2 separate regions of the Homo sapiens genome follow, and region 2 is linked to region 1. A link is a contact called in ENCODE Hi-C or POLR2A ChIA-PET data. All regions are on one chromosome and are shown on one strand. Each heading gives the region's core, a stretch centred on a gene start or an enhancer-like site at or near the end of the contact. The rest is flanking DNA. Distances are from core to core; before and after follow the strand shown.

Region 1 (2,700 bases), core at 88-2,587:
CACCTCCGGGGCCCACTCCTCCCCCGGAGAGCCCCGGGGCGCATCCTCAAAAGCATCCTCCTCACCCTCCTCATCCGTGTCCCCAGCCCCTCGCACGGGGGCTCCGGCCGCTTCCTCCCCCGGCCCGGCCTCGGGAAATGGGAAAGCCGTGGAGGAGGGCGAGTCTTTGGCCGCGGGTTGCGCTGCCGGGAGACTGGGCGCCTCGGAGACCGGGAGGCCGCCGGGGGACGGCGGTTGCTGGGGCTCCCGGGGCTCGGCGGCCAGGCTCTCGGGCAGGTCGGAGAGCGCGGACAGCGCCTGCTCGGTGTCCGGACTGCCCGGGGCCTCCCCAGCCCCGCCGCTCGGCCCCAGCAGGAACCGGTCCAGGCCCAGGAAGGCCCCGGGCTGAGGGGAGACGGCAGTGGGGGGCGCTGCAGGCTCCTCGGCGCCCTGGAGCTGCTGCTGCTGCTGCTGTTGCTGGAGCTGGAGCTGGAGCTGCTGCTGCTGCTGCTGCTGCAGGCGGATCGCCTGCTGGATGTCTGAAAGCAAATCCTCTTGCTCCGTAGCCGAATGGAAGCTATAGATGTCCGTGTCCGAGCCCGAGCTGGTCCTTTGTCCATCCTGCGCCCCTGCTGCAGTTTCCACATCCTCGGCGATCGGCCGGCCCCCGACCCTAGCCTCGGCAGGCCCAGGACCCCCTGGACCGGTCACCTCAAAAGGGTCCGCACACTCGGTATCCGACAGGCCGGCCTCGTCCGCCGAGAGGCTGAGGTCTGGAGTCTTGGTGAGCAGGGAGTGAGCGCTGTCCAGCTCCCCGGTCTGCAGGGCCTGGGAATCCAGTACATCTTCGCGGGAGCCGCCGGCGCCTTTCCCCTTGGACAGATTCTTCCTGATCCGCAGGTTGGAAAACACCGAGGCTCTGGAGTCGGACTTGCTCTTCTTCTTGCCCGACTCCCCGCCGCCGCCGCCGCCCCCTCCCCCCTTGCCGTGCTTGCCTAGCGCCTTCTTGCCCCCGCTCCCCTTCTTTGTGGCTTCCACATCCCTGGGCCCCAGCGCATCCTCGGCGCCACCGCCGCCTTCGTGCAAAGCATCACCTGCGCTCCTCTTCAGCTTCCCATCCTGGTTCCCCATGGTGCAATCCCGCTGCTGCGCCGCCGCGCCGCGGGCACTCAGGCCATCCCGGCCCTCCTCGGCCCCAGGTCCGGGCCTAGGGAGTCTCCCGGGAGAGTCAGGCGGCGGCGGGGGGAGCCGCTGGGAGGGGAGGCCGACGCGCGCCCGGCTGGCCCCGCTCGCATCTGCCGCCGCTTTGCATAATGCGCGGCGGCTCCCGTGGCTGCCGTCGCTGCGGCTGCGGCTGCGGCTAGGGGCCGGCGGGGCGCGAACATGCTCAGTGCAGAGCGCGGCGCCCACCAATGGCTGCGCAGAACGCAGCTCGGGCCTGGCTCCCCGCCCGCCGCCGCCGCCCCCTCTGCCCCCGCGCGGCTCCTCGCTGAACCTGGGCGCGAAAAACGTTTCCTCTATCTCGGGGACTTTAATCTCCACCGTGCGAATCGAATGCATTGTCCCCGACCGAAGAGATCGTCAGCTGGAAGATGCACTCTGATCTTCAAAGCTGCTGGACCTGCCAAGAGAAAAGTTAAATAAAAAAGAAGAAATTTTTACACGGAGAAAAACTGAAGCCCAATTCCAGTTTAGAGGTGCCATCGGGTCACAGCCACATACACAACCCCCTGTCTGCCTCTGCATGGCTGTTCAATAAATATTTGTTGAATGAATGGATTGTTCTGTTTCTTGAATAATTGATCATCTAATTGAACACTGTTAATGTGCTTGAGCATATGGTTTAGGAGAGGTTACTACACATGGTGCTGCTTTTATGTTTCACACACAGACCCTGCTTCTCCAGGAGAGGACATTAGCTGTCATTTATAAAATTGGTTTGTGATTTTTTTGTTGTTGTTGACAGAAGGAGAGGTAGGAGAAGTAGAAAATACTGAGATTAGTGTTGATTAAAATGCTAGTCTCCAAATTCTATGTGTTTACCATATAAATTAAACAGCATTTGTATTCAAAAAGGGTGCATATACGATAACTCCCAGGAGGTCAAACTCATCAATATTAAACATGTCACTATTGTGGCTGCCTATAAAAAGGAAAAAGACAGAAAGGAAACACCCTTGGCACAAACACACAAAATCAGATGTTATGCTATAAACTACCACTTTCCCAAGCAAACCCTTCCAGGCAGACTTCGTCCTGTAAAAGTTTCTTAACGTTCTGGCCACAATATGGGGATAAACATTTTTCCTCATTGAATATTTTGTCATTGTTTTCATTATTTATTAAATTTAGTTACCTATTTTTTAAGAATAGTTTTTTTAAAAAAATATGGATATCTAAAGCTTTAAGCAGTAAACTGAGATTAAAGTGGCATTAATAAGTTTTACAAGTATTTAAGTAAAAGTCATTGATAACCACTTTGAAAATATGGAATAGACATCCAACTTATTAATATTTTCAAAATAACCCAGAGGAGGGAGAAAAGCTATATATTATACTGTGCAACTTAAATGTAGCAAGCAAATGTGTAGTCTTCCTTTGCATATTATGAACCAGCCTTTAAAATTCTTTTTTAAAAAAGGTTGGTCTTGTAAGTCTTTGGTTACTAACCTTTTTCAAACTATGTTTTTAAAAATAAATGTAATTTAAGGGCAGTTAGCC
Region 2 (2,700 bases), core at 8-2,507, 600 kb before region 1:
GAAATTGAATAAATGAATGGAAAAAGCAAAACAAGCTCTGAGTTAGAAAAATAAATTACACATGGCCAAGCTCAGATTCATTCCTATTACCTACAATTAGAATTTTTAAAAATTGAGCCTTCCCTTTGAATTTCCAAAATTAGTAGGAAGGGGGAAGTGAAAAGGCCATTAAAGGAAAAAAGGAAGAGATCAGAGTTTTGAAGAGACCATCAACAGATGTTGTTTCAGAAATTGGATTTGGAATGAGTCCAAAAGGACTATTTCTAAGACAAGAGCTAAGTAGACCATGGGTGAATTTCATCTGATGCATTTCATCTGAGCATTGATACTGGAAGACACATTAGAGAGGGCATCTGGAAGTTAGCTTACCAAAAGGAAATAGGATCACTTAAGGAGTCTAATAATGAGCAAAAATAAAGAGATTGAGCTATTGGAAGGAAGGCAGAATCATGTGATGGTTTCTTTAGAAAGTCTTGATCATCTTTAGATGTATATCTTAGAGACTCACTCCTAGAATCTTACACACCAGTAATTTTTTTTTTTTTTTTTTGAGATAGATTCTCACTCTGTCACCCAGGCTGAAGTGCGGTGGCGTGATCTGCAACCTCTGCCTCCCGGGTTGAAGCGGTTTCTGTGCCTCAGCCTCCCGAGTAGCTGGGATTACAGGCGTGCGCCGCCACGCCCAGCTAATTTTTCTGTATTTTTAGTAGAGATGGGGTTTCACCATGTTGGCAAGGTTGGTCTTGAACTCCTGACCTCAAGTCATCCACCCACCTCAGCTTCCCAAAGTGCTAGGATTACAGGTGTGAGCCACCATGCCCAGCCACACCAGTATTTCTTTACCCTCTATTTTGATCCAATGTTTATCCAGAAGTAGTTCAAGATTAAGAAGTAGTTCAAGTGAGCAGACAACTTGAATTCCATTGAGCCTAATCTATATTTATTTTCCCTCCATAGTTACAATATGGAAAACATAATCACGTAAGTGTAAAGGAAAGTATATTCTACGTCCTGAAAAATCACTGTGGTTCATTCACGCTGGGAAAGGTGGCCGCTTTTCTGACATGAATCCGTAGCTGCATTATCATGGGGGTTTCCTGGGTAAAGAGGAGGCTGCCGGTCTCTTGCTTCCCCCACTTTTCCATTTTTTCCTCTTTTGCAGCCAGCCATGGTCCCATGCTTGCTAGCAACAGAAAGTACAGCAGATGGCAGCAAGCAGCTGCTGCATTTTCCAAACCTTGGTCAGCAACTGTTTTCAAGCCAGCACAAGGCAGGTTGAATGGAGGCAAAGATGGATGTGGATTTGTTAAGAGTCCCCCGTCCTCCATCTCTTGTTCTGTCTCTACCTTTCTGCCCTGCCCAGTGATGAGCAAACACCTCATTTCACAGAAGCAGAGCAAACTGGAAACAAGAGGAGGAGACAAAAGCTGGGGCTTGGCGGGACACACTGAACTGGACTCAAGCCTGAAGTGACCTAGTCAGGCGTGGTATCGATGTCGTGGCAGATCTTCCTTGGCCTCCGTGGGCTGTTGAGCAATTTCTTGGACCCACATCTGTGAATGCTAATCCAACACCAAACAATATTTTGCAGAATTATTCCATCCACTTTGCAACTTCCAGCTTTGTAGGGGCTTCACGGGGGCTGCAGGTAGCAGGAAAGACCTGAGGGTGAACTGCGTTGTGCTGAGAGATAAGCCTGGATTTTACCAATTCAGGCTTGGCAGACCACATCAGAGCTGTCAAAAGGCTATGAACTGCTCTGAGCTCCTGCCTTTAAACTTGCCCTGTTTAGTTCAGCTCAGAAGCCTGGAATTTGTGAAGGTAAACAATTCTTATCCCATGGATAAACTGGATAATGCAATTTAAAATACAGACGTATATTCTTCAGACAAACGTAACCGCCCTGACATTAATGGGGCCATTTATCTATGTTGAAGTCAGTAAGCCATAAGCACTGTCAGTGATGTGGGGATTTGGGGATTTGATTAGTTTTGGGTTTCCAGTGGCTTAACAGGAACAGAGGGTGCGAGGTGAGGTAGCTGGTCTTATCTTCTTGAGTTATTAGATAACTTGTGTTCTTTCTCCTTTGTGCTAAAACCTAAAAGGTAAATTTGTTCTTTTGTGTTTTCCATAATTCAACAGATTGTTAACCTGGTTTATTTTTCATAACCAGCAAATTGTACCTATGCTGATCATTCAGTTTTGTGGTCAAATATTACAAAGCTGGGTTATGTAAGCTTATATTTTTCATGAAATCAGCCCTATAAGAAATTAGGATTACAGGTCCTAACACTTTTTTCTTTTTGAAACGGAGTCTCGCTTTGTCGCCCAGGCTGGAGTGCGGTGGTGGGATCTCAGCTCACTGCAAGCTCCGCCTCCTGGGTTCACACCATTCTCCTGCCTCAGCCTCCCAAGTAGCTGGGACTACAGGTGCCCGCCACCACGCCCGGCTAAAGTTTTATATTTTTAGTAGAGTTTCACTGTGTTAGCCAGGATGGTCTCGATCTCCTGACCTCGTGATCCGCCCGCCTCAGCCTCCCAAAGTGCTGGGATTACAGGTGTGAGCCTCCGTGCCCAGCCTACAGGTCCTAACACTTTAACTTCCAGAGTTCAAGATTATTAAAGTAACTTCAATACTGGACGGCATTTGTAAGCTTTACGTGCTCCCAGCTGGTTCGTTGACATGGAGTTCAGACTTGC

Evidence for each region. Hi-C counts contacts between places; a loop is a spot of excess contacts on that map. ChIA-PET counts read pairs that join two places held with the same protein, here RNA polymerase II (POLR2A). Pooled maps may share reads with other maps.
Region 2: a loop to region 1 is called in a map of dorsolateral prefrontal cortex, with 4 times the contacts of the local background. The contact joins the enhancer-like site here to the promoter of FMN2 in region 1. A Hi-C loop is called at or near these places in 1 of 168 maps with a recorded cell type or tissue (dorsolateral prefrontal cortex) and 5 of 50 pooled maps. POLR2A ChIA-PET finds 5 or more read pairs at or near these places in 2 of 52 experiments (AG04450 and H1).

What each region holds. Positions count from the first base shown.
Region 1 is chr1:240,090,520-240,093,219 of GRCh38, reverse strand. FMN2 (formin 2) reads right to left here and starts at 1,337. Exons shown (of 18, transcript NM_020066.5): 1 at 1-1,337. The coding sequence starts at 1,110.
Region 2 is chr1:240,690,793-240,693,492 of GRCh38, reverse strand. All of the region lies in intron 1 of LOC105373228 (a long non-coding RNA gene), which reads left to right. Among named protein-coding and RNA genes, the nearest start is that of GREM2, 80 kb to the right of the region's middle. RefSeq lists a silencer at 1,070-1,364. Within about 2 kb of position 1,257, at least 2 of the 41 ENCODE cell types and tissues checked have a DNase peak (open chromatin) inside an H3K27ac peak, as active enhancers do.